Regions from separate parts of the Homo sapiens genome. Here region 2 is linked to region 1. A link is a loop called in an ENCODE intact Hi-C map of the cell type or tissue named here. Cell type or tissue: endothelial cell of umbilical vein. All regions are shown on one strand. Links, peaks and the distances in the headings refer to the core of each region. The heading gives the core; the rest is flanking DNA. Region 1 holds the start of LINC01204 (long intergenic non-protein coding RNA 1204). Region 2 holds the start of DIPK2B (divergent protein kinase domain 2B).

Region 1 (9,080 bases), core at 283-8,282:
CTCAACCTTCATCTAGGGGCTGCCTGTCCCTTGCCAGTATCCACCTCTGCTCTGAATCAGGAGAGCCCATGACAGGCTGAAGAGGCAGCAGAGTATGTTGGAAATGACTGGGGCAGTGTCTTCAATCAGCTAGGTTTTAGGAAAGGGTAAAAGAAAATAAATCACAAAAGATGCTACCTCCATCAATCTGGCATGGGGGCTAGGGAGACAGTGGTCAGGGAGATGGGGAGAAACAAAGGAAGACAGGAGGTACCACCAAAGCCATAAGGGACCAGAGGAAAATCACCCCCAAATGTTTCCCCAACCCCCTCCTGAACATACACATGCATCAGTCCTTCATGTAGAGGTCTGTGTTGTCTCCAAATCCCCCACCTGAAAATGAAGGGAACACCCAGGTTTCCCTGGAGAATCATCAGCTGAGGCCGTGTCTACACTCAGGGCTTGCCAAGAATATTCCCACAAAGCACAGCTCTCAAAAGCCTCTTCCAGTATATGTTCCCCAACGTATCCACTGAAGGGTAATAAAAGGGAAAGTGAAGGCTCTGACAAAATATTCATTAAAAGAAAATTTTACCTGCATGTGCGTGAACACACAATCCACACCCTATCACCACCAAAACTCAATTGACAGCCCAGATGTGAACCTTTAAAAGATGCTCCCCAACTGCTCACCCTCACTGTTGCCCCCACAGATGAGCTCTGGTGAATTTAACTTCCATCTTTCTACTTGAGACTCCCTTCTAGAGCTTTGTACCCCACCACTGAGAAGGAGCCTTCCTGCTTCCCAAGGACTGCCCTCCACCTGGAACTGCTTTCCCTAAATTGTTCCTGCCCCAGAACTTTCCATCATACCCAGTTTCAGTGAGGTGCGCCAGTCTATCCCACTGGGATTCATCCCACTGGGCCCTCAGCCAGGTTCTTCCTGCTCCATAAGATGATGACTAATTACCAAATGAAACAATTTAGGGAAAATCTGATACAGCCTATTGAGTTCCCCTTCCAGAGGCCCTGTATTTTCAATGGAGCCTCTGGAAGCTCCAGCATTTCATCTCAAGGAATATCTCAAGGGATAACTGGGATGGATTTCTGCTATGCATGTCATGTCACTGGAGTTCAAGTTTCCGGCCCTGTTCACTCACAGGCCCAACTTTGTGTATCTTTTGTGATTTGTTTCCTTTTGATTTCTCTTAAGGCTGGGCTCACAGAAGGCATCTTCCATCCTGATGTTCTACGGTATAGTGAATGGCAGGATTTGCTTTGTTCGTTGTTTGTCGTTCATATAAAGATAGAAGTTGCATTTCATATAGTCAGAGAATGAACTGCATACTCTTTTTTATTCCACTATTTTTGTTGGTGGTAGTAGAAAGGGTTCTTTTCTTCCTTCTCAGTATTGAATCTTATCTTGATCACTAACCAACTACGTGACTTCACTTCCACAAACTTCAGTTTCCTCATCTGCTAAGTGGAAATTTAGAATACCCATCTTATTCGATGGGAGAGGATTAAATAGATGCCTGCTACACAGTAGGTGCTTAATAAATAGTTGTCATATCCTGAGCCTTTAATGTCATGCCTGGCCCTTGTTGATATTCCATAATGCTTGATACATAAGGAATCCAGTGTTGGTGATGAAGATTTGTCTGACACTCATTAAAGTCATGGGCAGTATGCCAGCCTGCTTCTCACAAATAAAGTGTCTATACTGCCCTCAAGAACATGAATACTGGCCGGGCACAGTGGCTCACGCCTGTAATCTCAGCACTTTGGGAGGCCGAGGCAGGCGGATCATGAGGTCAGGAGATCAAGACCATCCTGGCTAACACAGTGAAACCCCGTCTCTACTAAAAATACAAAAAAAAAAAAAAATTAGCCGGGCGTGGTGGCGGGCTCCTGTAGTCCCAGCTACTCGGGAGGCTGAGGCAGGAGAATGGCGTGAACCTGGGAGGCGGAGCTTGCAGTGAGCCGAGATCGTGCCACTGCACTCCAGCCTGGGCGACAGAGCGAGACTCCATCTCAAAAAAAAAAAAAAAAAAAAAAGAACATGGATACTGTTCTATTCTCTAATGAGGGCATATTGTCCAGAGCCAGAGATAGGAACTAGAGTATTTCTCTGCCCTGATTTCCAGGAAAGGTGAACAACAACAGGGCTAATTATCTGGAGCTAAAGAAGAATTCTTTAGGATTTACAGGCAGAAGATTCATCTTGAAAAGACCTATTTCCATAATAGATTTTGCTTTATAAATGCCTTTTCAAAGGTTGCTATTTGACAGGAAAAGCTTTCAGCTTTCTTCTTCTTTTTTTTTCAGGCTTGTGACCTCTCACCTACTTTGAATGATTCACTCAGTCTATTCACTGCCCAGGAATGTTGGCTTTGGCAAAGAACCACAAGTCTCTTAAAATAAACACAACTGGGCTTTCATCTCATAGCGATCGCTGCTGGCTGCATATTTCACACACTGTATGGCAGGATATGTTAAATTAAAATCATAATCTCCCCAGTGAAATCTAGGGCCTGGTTAAGCCACTCGAGAATTACTCATGCATTAACTTCCAATGAAGAATATGAGTAATATCTTCAGCCATTAACTCTCCCAGGTAGTGGTCTCATCCTCTCCCAATTATCCTAACCCACAGTAAATTAAACCCATCCAGAAGAATGTCATTTGGAAAGGAAGAAGTCAATGCCAATGCTGTTTCAAATATGTAGGTCCTGGAGAGGTGAGCTTGAACTACCTTGTCAGTTCTCTCAATCATATCTCAAAGTTTAACTTAAATTTTGCTAAATCAATACACCCAATCCATATGGATTAACAATATGCTCAACATTGTGTTAAATGTTTTGAGTAGTTCAAAGAATATATGACACTGAGCCTTTAGCAGCTTAAGGTCTTCTAGGTGACGAACAAGATTAACACATCGAGAAAATAGTAACAGAGGCCAGGTACAAGACAGTGGTAAAGTGGAGAAAGCAAAGGCTTTTCTCAAGTGAGGTTCAGGGCCTGACTTCTCTCAACTGTGACTGCAGGGTAAATCTTTGGGCTTACATAGTATCTCAGTCCTAACTTTTAAAATGGAGGATGTTATACTAACTGGATTGACTTCACAGAGTAGTTGTAATGTTTAAATAAAATAAAGAAGATAAAATTGCAATGTACAATACCACTTTTTATAGCCTGTGATAAAACAAGTGGAACAACTTAAGAAATAAGTCCAAGAAGGTTATTTGTCTTCTGGGGTTGCCTTTAAATGGTAGTGAACAGATAAGACACAGGGCTATAAACTTCTTGAGGACCAAGGCCAAGGCCATTCCTTTTTGACTTTAAATGTTGTTCATACCCTGCTTAGTGTCAGGCACATAGTAAGTGCCTAATATATTTTTGTTAAGTGAATGAATAAATGAATTCTGAAGTGCAGTTAAATTAAATTTGTGTATATTACAGTAACACAAGAGGCCCTCCTTTGGGGCTTCCCAGAGTTTTCTCCTCATTTATATTACCTGAAGAATTTAAGAGAAGTAAAATCCTAATGCTTTACAAGAGCTTTTGCCCTGTGGGCTTTCTTGAGTGATTGCTAACAACGTATCCCTGGACACCACTGAAATGAGCTTTTCTGGGCCCATCCAAAACACAGCCACAGAAAAGTGTTTGTAAGGCCCCCCTGCCCCAAATCCATAATGGGAAGATATTATGAAGAGCCCTTTGTGCTTCAGTTTAGCCCAGTGGCTAAAACAAGACTGAAAATGCACTAAGCTACGAGTGGCTGAAGATATACACCCCACTGTATAAAAACAAAATGAAAGAACAATATCTGTCTGCAAAGAGGCTCATCACCCAGTTCATGGGCACATGCCCCAGGAAGTCACAGAGAGAGGAGCATTGGCCCATCATGCATGAGATTCACTACGTTGCTTCAGAAAACAACAACAACAAAATACTTACAGTATTAAAACTGCTATTTTTCCTTCTCATAAATGAAATCTTCATGAAATGTGGTATTTCCTCTAAACCATGACAAAGGGAAACAGATATACACCATGTAGGAAATGACAGACTTTGGAGAAACAGGAAAACATAAAGTACCTTAGAATGGAATGAATTTCTGATAAGGAAGCATTACCTTCATCAAATGAAACACAAAGCAGCAAGTCTTTTCCCCAGCAACAAGCAAGCTAAAATGTGGGCACTCCCTGGGGTGACATTGTGTTATGATGATCTTGCCCTATGGGAGAGCTCACAGCACAAGCAGGCACTTGTGAATCACACTGTGGTCGGAACAGAGGCTCAGAGAAACATGTTTATCTTCCCCACTTTCCTACTTGTGTGCATCTTGCACCTGTCTCTGTACATATGGGGTTGATTCTTCTCTTGTTTATTGGGTTTGGGGACTTAACATCCCTGTGTGTGTATTTATGTCTTTCCCATTTCTGCAATGAGGTTGTAAGATCAAGATTTTTGTTCTTCATTCTCTAAATTTCTATAGTACTGTTCTACATCTAGTACTATCAATGAAAGTACTGTAAGATAGAGGAATCATCCTATCAGTTTGGATCCCAATAGAAAACAGAATTCAACTCAGAAAGTTCAAATGAAGAAACTTAAAGAGACCACAACTGGGTTATAAGAACAAATAAGAGGCTCCCTCTCCCTCTCCCTCTCCCTTGTCTCCATCTCCCGCTTTCCACGGTCTTCCCCTCTCCCTCCTCTCCATCTCCCGCTTTCCACGGTCTCCCTCTGTTCCCGAGGCTAGACTGTGCTGCCGCGATCTCGGCTCACTGCAACCTCCCTGCCTGATTCTCCTGCCTCAGCCTGCCGAGTGCCTGGGATTGCAGGCACGCGCCACCACGCCTGACTGGTTTTTGTATTTTTTGGTGGAGACGGGGTTTCCCCGTGTTGGCCGGGCTGGTCTCCAGCTCCTGACCTCGAGTGATCTGCCCCCCTCGGCCTCCCCAGGTGCCGGGATTGCAGACGGAGTCTCGCTCACTCAGTGCTCAATGTTGCCCAGGCTGGAGTGCAGTGGCGTGATCTCGGCTGCTACAACCTCCACCTCCCAGCCGCCTGCCTTGGCCTCCCAAAGTGCTGAGATTGAAGCCTCTGACCGGCCGCCACCCCGTCTAGGAAGTGAGGAGTGTCTCTGCCTGGCGGCCCATCGTCTGGGATGTGAGGTGCCCCTCTGCCTGGCCACCCAGTCTGGGAAGTGAGGAGCGCCTCTTCCCAGCCGCCACCCCATCTAGGAAGTGAGGAGCGTCTCTGCCTGGCCGCCCATCTGGGATGTGAGGAGCCCCTCTGCCCGGCGGCCCAGTCTGGGAAGTGAGGAGCGCATCTTCCCGGCCGTCATCCTGTCTAGGAAGTGAGGAGCGTCTCTGCCTGGCCACCCATCATCTGGGATGTGGGGAGTGCCTCTGCCCGGCCGCCCCGTCTGGGATGTGAGGAGAGCCTCTGCCCGGCCGCCCCCTCTGGGAGGTGAGGAGCACCTCTACCCGGCCGCCACCCCGTCTGGGAGGTGAGGAGCACCTCTGCCCGGCCGCCACCCAGTCTGGGAAGTGAGGAGCGCCTCTGCCCAGCCACCTCGTCTGAGAAGTGAGGAGCCCCTCCACCCAGCAGCCGCCCAGTCTGGGAAGTGAGGAGCGTCTCCGCCCGGCCGCCCGGTCTGGGAGGTGGGGAGTGCCCCTGCCCAGCAGCCACCTGGTCTGGGAGGTGGGGGGCGCCCCCCCGGCCACCCCTTCTGGGAGGTGGGGGGCCCCTCTGCCAGGCTGCCACGTCTGGGAAGTGAGGGGCCCCTCTGCCCGGCCGCCACCCCATCTGGGAGGTGTACCCAACAGCTCATTGAGAACGGACCATGATGACGATGGCGGTTTTGTCGAAAAGAAAAGGGGGAAATGTGGGGAAAAGAAAGAGAGATCAGATTGTTACTGTGTCTGTGTAGAAAGAAGTTGACATAGGAGACACCATTTTGTTCTGTACTAAGAAAAATTCTTCTGCCTTGGGATGCTGTTAATCTATAACCTTACCCCCAACCCCGTGCTCTCTGAAACATGTGCTGTGTCCACTCAGGGTTAAATGGCTTAAGGGCGGTGCAAGATGTGCTTTGTTAAACAGATGCTTGAAGGCAGCATGCTCCTTAAGAGTCATCACCACTCCCTAATCTCAAGTACCCAGGGTCACAAACACTGCGGAAGGCCGCAGGGTCCTCTGCCTAGGAAAACCAGAGACCTTTGTTCACATGTTTATCTACTGACCTTCTCTCCACTATTGTCCTATGTCCCTGCCAAATCCCCCTCTCCGAGAAACACCCAAGAATGATCAATAAATACTAAAAAAATTAAAAAAAAAAAAGAACAAATAAGAGGGTTGAGGCACACAGAGACTAGCACAGCAGGAAGCCTTTACCATCTGAAAGCCTGAGGAGAACACAGGAAAAAACAGAGCCCCTTGTAAGCTGTCACATAGAGGAGGGAAGGGGGTGCACAATGGTGCTATAGTCATAGAAGATCTCAGCTGCTGTCTGAGAAGGAAGGGGTGGAAAGAAATACTTCTACCTGTTTTCCTTTTGTCCTATCTCATGCCTGTGCCTCTGTTGATTGAGCTCAACTAAAGGTGTGGTGGTAAGGAAGTCTGGTGATGCAGTCCATGGGGATCCTCCTCCAAGATCACAGAGCAGGACAGAGAAGGGCAAAGAATGGTATGGGACAGGAACGGAGGAGTGGTAACAGAGAATAACCCTCAGACCAGGGAAGACATCAGCACTTAGCCATGCCCACAACAGTGTCCTGAGTGTAGTAGGGCTCAAGAACTATTTATTCTATGGCAGTCCTCAAAGATAAGCAAGACAATATAGAGGGTTGATGGAACACTGCCATCTATGTGCTCTTTGTTGTTGCTTTTAATTTTCTGTGCTAGTAGTTTTCCTAACACTTGTTACCTTATCTAGAACTGTTCTTTGCTATTTATCCTGATTCTCCCCGTCACCTCCCCACCACCACTGAGAATAAACACAGGCAGTGAGACTGTAAACAGGTTGGTTAACCTTCTGGACCCAAGTTCTGTCTCTAACAATGTGGGGTGTGGACCAGATGCCTGCGGCTTTCTTCCAATCATAAAATGAAACATAAATAAATAAATATCAGTCTTTGCTCCTAACATTGTTAGTGGGGGAAAAAGGAAAAAAATAGGAAGGGAGAGATGAAAATAAATGATGCAGAAAGAGTAGGAAGAATAAGCAAGGATAGCTGAAGTAATTGTTGTTGTTTAGAAACTGTAGATTTTTATGGACTTTACGTAGATTTTTAAATCCATGATAATACTTAGTGAAACTCTTCAGCGTGTGTATATAAGTGGTGAGGATGAGGGAGTGCTCAATAAGCAAATTCAAGCCATTAAATTTCAAATCTGCTTTTCGCAGGAATCCAAAACTTTCCCCAAACAGTTAAACTTTCAAAATGGCAAAAGATCAGTTATGGTTTACTGAAGATTTTGTATTCATTACTAATCATATCAACCATTGGCCAAAGAAGCATGGTAGCCTTTACATTTCTGAGCATCTGGAGATGTTTATTTTACAGCTAATAAAGTGAAAGAGAACCACTCCAGCAATTCCTCTCTAGGAGTCAAAAATAGAACAATTGGAGAAAGGGGATTTAAGTATAATTATCTTAAATTCCTTTAAATCACTCCACTATTTGCAGAACATCTTGAAGACACATCTAAGCTTGTTTGTATAACACTGCTAGAATATTACTGTTCTCTTCTATGAGTCCCTGAGTTTTTTTTTTAACATCCTACTGCCAGGGAAATTTGCTGGGCATACATAAGGATTCATCTTGTATTTTCACTGTGCTTGTCTTCCCTAACTCCCAATAGATTATGTTAGGGGACACCTACTAAGAGCCTCCAGAGTATCTGATACTTACCCAATCAAACCATTCCTCTCACTGTATGACAATATTTTGCCCAACTAGTTGACATCTCTATCACACTGTGGGCTCCCTGAGGGTAGGACTGTAGCTGTCTTGCTCACCATTGTGCATAATGCCTGGAACATAGCATAAATGCTGAAATATTTTTTGAATAAGTGGAATACATGAATACTTTTGCCCTCTTTCCCAAAGTATAAGTCCTCCTGAGGTTAGGAATCCTGCTACTCAAAACAGGTTCCCTTTTCTCAAGTCACCAGTTCAAACCTATCAATAAAAAATGAATGTTTTTGTATGACTAACACAGAGGTGCTCACATATCTGCCTATTTGTCCTACTAATATTTATGGGACACTTACTACGTGCAAGGCTTACGCTAGGCACTGGAAATAAGAGTGAGCAAAACCAGATAAGATGTTCGCCCTCATGGAGTATGTATAGAATTTTATGGGAGACAGTTATTAACCAGATAATCACACAAAGAAGCAAAATATTATAATCAGAAATGCAAATTAAACTATTAAACTGGCAAAATTTAGACAGCTAGATAATGCCAAGTGTTGGTATGGATGTGAGGATCCAGGAATTCTTATGTTCTGCTGGTGGGAGTGTAAACTGGTACAGCTATTCTGGAGAAACCTAGAATTATATAGTCAAAGTTACTGTTACTGATGCCCTATAGTCCAGAAATTCCCAAATAACTTATTATATGGGGCCATAAGGATACGAGTAGATGATCAGATTCATATTCATTGCAAATAACTTGTGGTAGTGAAGAATTTGAAGCAAACTAACCTCTAACTAGAAGAGAGGATAGGTGAATGTAGTAGATGCACCCCATGGAGATGCCCCAGTAATTGGAAACAAATGACTACATCAGAGGTCAGCAAACTGTGACCCACCTCTTGGTTCTGTCTTTTTGTTTATAAATAATTTATAAATAAAGTTCTAGTAGAAAATGGCTATGTCTGTTTCTTTAGGTATTATCTATGGCTGTTTTCACACTACAACAGCAGAGCTGGGTTGCAACAGAGACCACATGACCTGCAAAGCCAAAAATGATTACTATGTGATATCCCTTACAAAAAAAAATGTTTGCTGATCTCTGGACTAGATACACAAGGAGAAACATGGACAGATCTTTAAAACAGTGCTGAGTTTTTAAAAAAG
Region 2 (9,080 bases), core at 582-8,581, 310 kb after region 1:
AAACTCACCAATAAAAAGCAAACATGACCAGACATTTTACTGAGGAAGCTATACAAATGCTAATAAGCACGTGCTTCATCATCAGAAAATTGCCTTTACCTGCTCTTCCCACCAATCTTTAGCAAAACTTGTCAATTGTCCAGAGGCAATCCCCACTCCCTCTTACCTCCCTTTTCCTCACCCCCAGCCCCATCTTCCTATGCACTTTCTCATATTTTCAAACCGTGCCCCGCTCCCCACCTCCACCCTCTCACAGAATGTGAGGCAGCCTGACTTCCCTGATTTGGTTCTCAGAGGTTCTCTCTACTCCCAAATTAGCACTTCCATCTACTCCATGCTGCGGACCTTATCTTGGTATCCTGAGGAAGGCAATCCTGGGGCAGTTAAATCCTACCAAATCCGGCCAAGCCACCCCGAGAAGTGAAGCAAGTTGGTAAAGGAAGAGAAGCTTTCAGGTCTGTGGGAGAGGGATAGACACAGCTGTGTGCTGTCAGAGGGCTCTTTCTGGTGCTCCCCTCATCATGCCACAGAGGCCACCGGGTTCTTTCTGGTCTCTTGTTCTCAGACCAGCAAGAGAAGATGGACTAACCTGAGGTTTTCTCTTCCCTAAGCAGCAAAAAGCTTTCAAATCAGTGCTAAATGTGCCAGTTAATGGCAAGCAAGCTAACCTCTAGTTATTTCACAGGCAAATATGGTAAAAGTGGGGGAAGGAGGGCTGATTAAGGGGCAGGACAAATGACCTAGCACAGAGGGGTCAAAAATTGGGGTGCACGTGTAATCCATAGGGACAGATAAACCTGGAATTAAAACAGTGGAGGGTGGAGGCTTTCAGGATCCTTTGAAACTCCCAGGTGGAACGCAGGTTGGACACACATCCTGCATGGACCTTTCCTGCCCTGCCGGGATATCCTGTGTTTGTCAAAAGGACCACACAGGGAAGCCCTGACAATTGTCCTTCCCGAAATCTGCCAGCGAGCCCCTCCCCAGCCTGAAGCAGCCACCCCCGGCAAAGGAAGAGTAACTCTGGAAACAGCGTTATCAGCATCCTCCACTGACTTCCTCACCTCCTCCCCAGCCTCATTAGCCCCAAGCTCCTCAGCATCCTCAAAGAGAAACCTGGGAGGCTGGGATGGGGTCAGCACCCAGAAGCCAGCCCCCTCTGACAGCTTCCTCTTTGGCCAAGCCCTGCCTCTGTACAGCCTCGAGTGGACAGCCAGAGGCTGCAGCTGGAGCCCAGAGCCCAAGATGGAGCCCCAGCTGGGGCCTGAGGCTGCCGCCCTCCGCCCTGGCTGGCTGGCCCTGCTGCTGTGGGTCTCAGCCCTGAGCTGTTCTTTCTCCTTGCCAGCTTCTTCCCTTTCTTCTCTGGTGCCCCAAGTCAGAACCAGCTACAATTTTGGAAGGACTTTCCTCGGTCTTGATAAATGCAATGCCTGCATCGGGACATCTATTTGCAAGAAGTTCTTTAAAGAAGAAATAAGGTCAGAATATCAATCAAATAACTCTGAATCACAAAATTCTGTTCCCTTCTTGTGAAGATGTCCAGGAATTTGTTGAAAAGGAATCAGGATGTAATATGGGTGGGAGCTGAAACAAATCCATTTAATCAGAGTGGTAATGGTCTGAAGTTGGGGTGGGTAAGAGGGCAAGATGTGAAGCCAAATTCCAGCCCTAAATGCTAAATCCAACATTTCCTTTTGAACTGAAAGCTTGAAGTTTTCTTTCCTATGAATGGAGTAGCCTGGGACTGTTGAGTTTATCAAGTTCATTTCTCACAGTGGGCGGGAAATAAAATTTATAGAAAGCCTACAATGTGACACCTATTTTAAATCATTGTGAGAGTTAATGGTGTTCCCCCATTATTGAGGTGGTAAGCTGAGACATAGCCAGATAAAGTGACTTCAGTGGGGGGAAATGGGTAACTCTGTGAGATGATGGGACCCATTTCACTATATATATGTATCTTACAACATCGTGTTGTATACTTTAAATATACACAATAAAATTTATTTTTTAAAAAAGATTAAGTAACTTGCACAAGGTCACCACCGAATAAGTAGCAGCTGTGGAATTCAAACCAGGACGGTTTGCTCCAAAGTTTCTGAGCCAGCTTTCTGTTGTGAGAGATTGCCTTGATCAGAGGAAAACTGGAGCTTAGTAAATTGCAATGCACATGGCTCTCAGCAAAGAATGGCATCACACTTGGAATTTAAGCCTATCAACACACAGTCCATGAGCCTTTACCACAGCCAAACTCTAGCAGGTACTGGGGTGACAGCAACTATAACTCTGGTCATTGCCTTCCTGGAGGTCAGGACAAGGGGGTCATGTTATAAATAATAATAATAAGGCTTTGTCTGATGCAGGGCAGTGTAAAGGACCTCCAGGAGCTCCATTAATTCCAAATGGGAACTGGGGAAGGGCTTCCCCAGGAGAAGGTATTCTGAGCAAAGCCTTTTAAAGGATGAGCTGAAAAGTAACGGGAAGTGAAGGGCTTAAGGTGGAAGTAACATCTTAAGCAAAGGTGTGGGAAGAAGTGAGAGGTGCTTAGCTAGAGCATGGGGTGTATGTGGAGGCATGACAGAGGAGGAGGTTGAAGGGATATATGGGGCAGGGGGTCTTTAATTGCCATGCCAAGGAATTGGGGCCTTAATCTTGTGGACCAGTGGTTTCCAGTCTTTTTAGTACCAAAGACCCTTTGTCATATATATGCCCTTTCTCCTCCATCTTCCTCAAAGGACCTAACTTACGCTTTTAAGATTTGGTGACCAAACAAAAGGCATTAATTAACAATGATTTTATTTGCAATCTGTATTAATCAAAGACATCTTTGCTTACTCAACCAAATTACTAAATAGAAATAATAGATAGAAATACCAATCAAAAATGTTAAACTTCTTTTGTGAGGTATTTTATGGAGTTGGTGTGGACTTTTCCTATTAAGCCTTTTTAAAGGCATATTAAGCGTTTTTAAAGGCATTTTTGAAAGACCACTGATTGAGGAATCTCTACTGCAGGCCATGCTGAGAGTGTTAGGCTGGGGAGGGGCAACATGAGACCTGTGATTTGGGAAGAGCTCGTGCAAAGTGGACAGGACGGACTGGTGGTGTTGGCAGGGGCTGTGAGACCAGTTGCCATAGTCCAGGACACAAGTCACTGGGAACAAAGTAGAACAGGAAGGATACAGGTCAGTTCAGCTATAGAGTCATCCTGTTGACCAACACTATGCGAGAGGAAATAAATATGCAGATGTTGGATGTGAACTCAAGGTTTTCCGCCTAGGAAAAGAGATAAAGAGGACCAAGAACACAGGTGAAGCAATGCTGATTCCTTGGAGAGAGGCAATAAGAAGGCAGACATATTTTTTAAAAGGAGGGAGAGAAATTTAAGGATTCAACTGAGGAAGAGCTCTAGGATGACTGCATATTCACCAAAGGGCAATAAATGAAGTTTTTCTTACTAGCATTTGGCAGATGCTAGCCAAAATCAGAAAGCATTTCCCTAAATAGGTTTGCATTCCGTTAGAGTCCAGGATATTACTTCATCTCCCTTAGAATTCATGTTCCATGTGCCCGTGAAAGGGAAGTGTGCAGATACAAGCAGGAAAACACCAGGCAGGGCAGATTGGGGTTTATAGCTCTGCACATTGAGAATGGTCATCCTCAGCACAAAGAGGCAGAGAGAGGCAGTCAGTGGGTCTGGGGAGGTGGTCCTGTTTAGAGTCCTTTTCTCTACAATATAAATACCTTTTTTCTTATTATCAAAGTCGTGCCTGTTTATTTTAGTATTTTCAGGAAAGGTTGATTAAAGAAAGCACAAAATAAAATCACATATAATTCTTCCACCAAGAGATCACCCCTTAGTCAACATTTTGTTGCATTTCCTTGCCACCCTTTTTCTAAGTGTGAATTAAGAAATTTTTTAACAAAAATGTGAACATGCTGTGTATACTTTTTGGAAACTACTATTTAACAGTATATCAGGAACATCTTTCCACATTATTAAATGATCTTCCACACACTTTGATTTTTAACAGGTTCATGGTATTCAATTGCATCAATCAACCATAATTTATTTAACTATTTAAGCATAACTTATTTAATTATTTAACTATAATTTATTAAAACCACCACTGTGAAACTAGAGTTTTTTTATTTCATTTTTTGGTATTATAAACAGTTCTATGTCAAACATCCCTGTAGCTATGTTTTGTGCACATGAGTGACGAATTCCTTATGACAAACTCCTAAAAGTGAAATTTCTGGGTCAAAAAGACAAAATTGAAGGAGATATATATATCTAAATGGAGGCTTCTACTTATAAAGCTCACTTCTTGCACACTTACAAATATTTAGTACTTTTTTTTAGTTTGAATTTCTTCTGAGTTGAACCCTTTTTCAGATTTATTGACCATTTGTATTTCTTCTTTGCTAAACTGTCTACAGGTTCACATCCTTTGCCTCTCTTTCTAATGGTGTATTTGTTCGTTGTCTTCTTTTGGATCTCCAAACATTTTCCCACTTTAAAAAAGTGATTACCAGCCAGGCGAGGTGGCTCACACCTGTAATCCCAGCACTTTGGGAGGCCGAGGCGGGCAAATCACGAGGTCAGGAGATCAAGACCATCCTGGCCAACAATGTGAAAACCCGTCTCTACTAAAAATACAAAAATTAGCCGGACATGGCGGCGCACGCCTATAGTCCCAGCTACTCGGGAAGCTGAGGCAGGAGAATTGCTTGAACCCGGGAGGCGGAGGCTGCAGTGAGTTGAGATCACACCACTGTACTCCAGCCTGGGTGAAAGAGCAAGATTCTGTCTCAAAAAAAAAAAAAGTGATTACCATGACACCTTAGGAGAAAGACTCTCTCTCAAAAAAAAAAAAAGGTGATTACTATGACATCTTAGGGGAAAGCCCATCCAAAACTCTCAGTTGTTTGGTTGAAATGCTACAGCCAGGTCCTAGTCCTCACTAAGGACTGGACAATGCTTGCATCTGTTCAGCAACAAATCGTAGATGGGTATCCCAGGCTGGCTGGATATGCTGAACACACATGATTAGCAGATGGACATCACCTCTCCTTTTTTCCTTTATCTTTCCTTTGGCAAGAATGCTAAGGATGAATCACATACTGCCCATACTCAACCATTGACCTTTAAAATTATGAATGTTTTCATTACTAATTTTCCCATGCATTCCATGTTGACTTTTAAATCCTGAATGAAAAGTTAAGGGAAGCTAGGGAAATGAGTAAGTCTGATTGCCATACTCTTCTTACTGACAATATACCTATATATGAAACCCTGAGAAGTCACATCAATTGGTAAGATTCTCCCATGATCTGGTTGGTCAGTATTGTGCGTGCAGGGTGTGGGGGTGGAGAGTAAATAGTGGCAGTACCTCTAATCACAATAATTCCTAGGAGTTCCTAGGCTCTTACCAGGGCTAATGCTTTAATCTCACCTTCCTTACTAGACACACTTGGTCTTATGTACCACCTCCACTATCAAAGTCTAAAAAAAATGTTTAAACACTTCCAACTGAGCAGTGGAGGGCTCACAGTAAAATAACTAAATCGTCAGGCCTGATTTTGCCTTCCCTTCTCCCTTGTCTCTTGTCTGTCTCCTTGCCCTCAGAAGTTGACAATAATTACTGTCTTAACTCACTTCTTCACATCAACTCAGGGGCCTTGGGAAATACAGGGCTCAAGAGCTTATGACAAAAGCATCCATCTACACGTTCAGTCAGCCTTATATGAATCCATGCACCCATCCATCCACCATCCATCCACCCATTCATTCAGGTGACCCTCCATGCATTCTTCTACCCAACCATCACACTGTGCATCCCACCATCCAGCCCTCCATGCATCTCTCTACTCCCTTATCTATCTATACATCTAAATACCCATCCATCCATCCACCTGTAAAGTGTTGAGCACTAACTTGGTACTCTGCTGAACACTGAGTTACAAAGTTAAAAGAGGTCAAATCTTTGCTCTGAAGGAGTTTACTTTCTATTAGGAAGACAAAGAAGTAAATCAGTGGTTAAAATAGAGTATAGGAAATATTTTTAAATGTCTTACACAGGGTATCATGGGAGTGTGTGGGAAGGTCCCAACTGGGGGATGAGGGAGTGAGTTCCAAAGAGGTGCTATCCATCTGGATTTTAAAGGGCTACATTGGGATTTTCCAGACAAGAAAGAGGAAGAAACTGTCTCAGACAAAGGTGTCAGCATATGACAGGTGATTGGAACCTCAGAGGCCTGAAAGAATGTGGTTTATCCAAGGATAGTCAGTGGTTTGGTGAGACCAAAGCAAACTTGTAAGAAGAGCAGCAGGCAATGCAGCAGGCAATGCAGCAGGCAATGCAGCAGGCAGAGCATTGTGAACCAAGCTCTAAGCTTAACTAAGGAGCTCTAAGCTTAACTAAGTTTAAGCTCTAAGTTAAATTAAGGAGCATGAACTGTAGCCTGAGAGCTTTGGAAAGGTACTAAATGGGTTAAAGGTTCAGTGCAGAGCTATGGGATGAAGAAGAGGGAAGGGAGGAAAAACTATTTAGAAAGGCATATCTACAGGCTTTATGTTTGACCAGATGCAAGCATGAGAAGAATGCACGAGAAGAGGGCATTTTATTCTAATTCCAAAGCTGTTGCTCTCCTCTACACCCCCACCCTATGTTGAGGGACTTGGGGGGATTGGACCACATGGCCTTGTTGCTTTTTTCCAGCTCTGAGAAACTGTAATTCTGCTTGTCCATCTTTCAACACAATCAGGAACTTGGCCAGCCTCACTTCAGTCAGGCCCATGATCTCAATTTAGAAGGAAGATGAGAATGCTGTCTCTGTTTTGTGGTTGTCCAAATTCCAGGATAGTAACATTTTAGTGAATAAAAAGCACTGACATTTTCTCACTGACATTCTTCTATTTAATAAAGTAGGTAGTCAACACTGTAAGAGTATACATTTTTCCCATTCAATGCAATAAATTTATTACCATTTTGAATAAGGGGAGAAGTGCATCCTGCAATCTTGTTTGTCTCAATTAGTCCTTATGGAATGCCTCAAGCCATCACTGAACCTGCCCAGGCACTCATTACAAGTCATCTGCCAAGGCAGTGCTGTCGTCTCAGCGGAGCCTCCTTAGGAGGTGGGGACAGAAAAAAAGGACAATGAACTTGTCTCACAGGGCAAGAAATCTCTTCCCACACCACCCCCACCAACTGGGAGAACAGGAGCCCTGAGACCTGCCCTCCTCTACCACTAATTGTCTGTGAGTCTTCAGAAAGGTCACATATATATTCTGCTTTCAATTTTATCTTTTCAATTTTCTCATCCTTTTCAATTCTCTTTTCAATTTTCTCATCCTCAAAACAAGATGGGGAAGGGACAAAATAATCTTCAAGGATCCTGCCACCTATAACCCCTAATAATGTTACCAATCTGTTTCTATGAGCTAATTCATAAAATGGGTGATAAAGGAATAAGCAACCACAAAGTGGTGAAGGAAACAAAATGAAGATTAATGGGACCAAGTGCGGTGGCTCACTCCTGTAATCCCAGCACTTTGGGAGGCTGAGGCGGGTGGATCACTTGAAGACAGGAGTTTGAGTCCAGCCTGGCCAACATGGTGAAACCCCGTCTCTACTAAAAATACAAAAATTAGCCATCCATGGTGGCGTGTGCCTGTAATCCCAGCTACTCAGGAGGCTGAGGCAGAAGAATCGCTTAAACCCAGGAGGTGGAGGTTGCAGTGAACCAAGACTGCGCCACTGCACTCTAGTCTGGGTGACAGAGCAAGACTCTCTCTCAAAAAAAAAAAATTAATGGGTTCCTTGGGGTTGGGTATGGAGGTCCAGTGGTGTCCCCACTGCAAGCCCTGGAGCCTTGAATGCCACTTCCTCCAATTCTTGGTCATGTGACCTTGGGCAAATGACATAATCACTCTGTGCCTCAGTTTCCTCATCTGTATGTTAACAATAGTATCAGCCTCATAGGTTTATTGAAACAATTAAATGAATCTGTACATATAAAGTGTTTAGTAAAGTGACTGGCACACTTAAGTGTTTCACAAATGCGTGTTACTCTTATCGTTATCTAAAAGAGCCACCTAGTGATAACTTTCCAGCTCCAGTCCCTTTAGTGGCCGGGGAGTGGGGGTGGGGAGTAGGGGTGGGTTTGAAACTCCATGAGCAGGAGCAGCTGCAGGATACAGGCAGACAGGCCAGTCTCTGGGTCCTGGGCCCTTCCTTATCCACCTAGAGGGGAGGATCTTTTCCCATAGTTGTCCTGAAACTTCCAGTAAAATGGACTCATTACAATGTTACACTGTTTCATCTTTTTAAATACATTGATGCCAGTGTTCTTGTACAGAATCCTTTGTGCCTACTTCCATTGCAATTTGCATTGTCCTGCATTGCAGAAGTTGCTCTCTGACAGTTTCCACTGGCGCACCTTCCCAGATGTGAGAGGCTGGAGCTCTAGTGCATAACTCAAGGATTCAGAGGCCTGGGCTGTCCAGTTTCCTGGACAGGTCCCTTGACCTCTTTGCCCTTGTAATTTTTTTGTGTGACTTTCTTTGCCATCAAAACAGTAGGAAAAGCTTGCAGTCTCTTAGGGTAAAGTTGTGTCAGGTAAGAGAAAAAAACAACACAGTCTAGGGTTTGGGTCTAATCAAAATGCTAATTCTTCCAAAACGCATTATCCAAAACTCATTATCATGGGGTGGCCCAATAATGCCCAATAATAAGAATTTAAATATTCTTATTTAAATTAAATATATAACATGTCACATGCTGCCTGATTTTCATTTGCAGTATGACCTTCAATTGTTAATAATAATGAAGGTAAACTTTTTCTGAGTAGTTTTTCATACACAAATCAAAAAGAGATTTAACATTCTTCCCTAACGGAAATATCAGCACACAGCTGGATAAATGACTATGGAGAAAACATAACTGTGGGGCCTAGGAAATTGGCAGGTGATAATAGGCCAATGCCTGCCAGGCACAGTGGCTCACGCCTGTAATCCCAACACTTTGGGAGGTAGAGGCGGGCGGATCACCTGAGGCCAGCAGTTCAAGACCA

Evidence for each region. Peaks named below come from ENCODE experiments on the same cell type or tissue, not always from the same donor. Only the 100,000 strongest peaks of a DNase experiment are listed, where the experiment ranks them.
Region 2: a loop joins it to region 1, with 10 times the contacts of the local background. A loop is called at or near these places in 2 of 110 quality-filtered maps.

The regions. Positions count from the first base shown.
Region 1 is chrX:45,500,503-45,509,582 of GRCh38, reverse strand. LINC01204 (long intergenic non-protein coding RNA 1204) reads right to left here and starts at 4,195. Exons shown (of 4, transcript NR_104644.1): 1 at 4,118-4,195. RefSeq lists an enhancer at 1,890-3,089. In endothelial cell of umbilical vein, for the core only: no CTCF peak of the experiment used is centred there; DNase peaks (open chromatin) are centred at 932, 2,382 and 4,162; H3K27ac peaks cover 4,611 bases.
Region 2 is chrX:45,192,992-45,202,071 of GRCh38, reverse strand. It overlaps DIPK2B (divergent protein kinase domain 2B), which reads left to right and starts at 1,196. Exons shown (of 5, transcript NM_176819.4): 1 at 1,196-1,478. The coding sequence starts at 1,246. In endothelial cell of umbilical vein, for the core only: no CTCF peak of the experiment used is centred there; DNase peaks (open chromatin) are centred at 1,101, 3,211, 3,581 and 5,141; H3K4me3 peaks cover 2,724 bases; H3K27ac peaks cover 5,622 bases.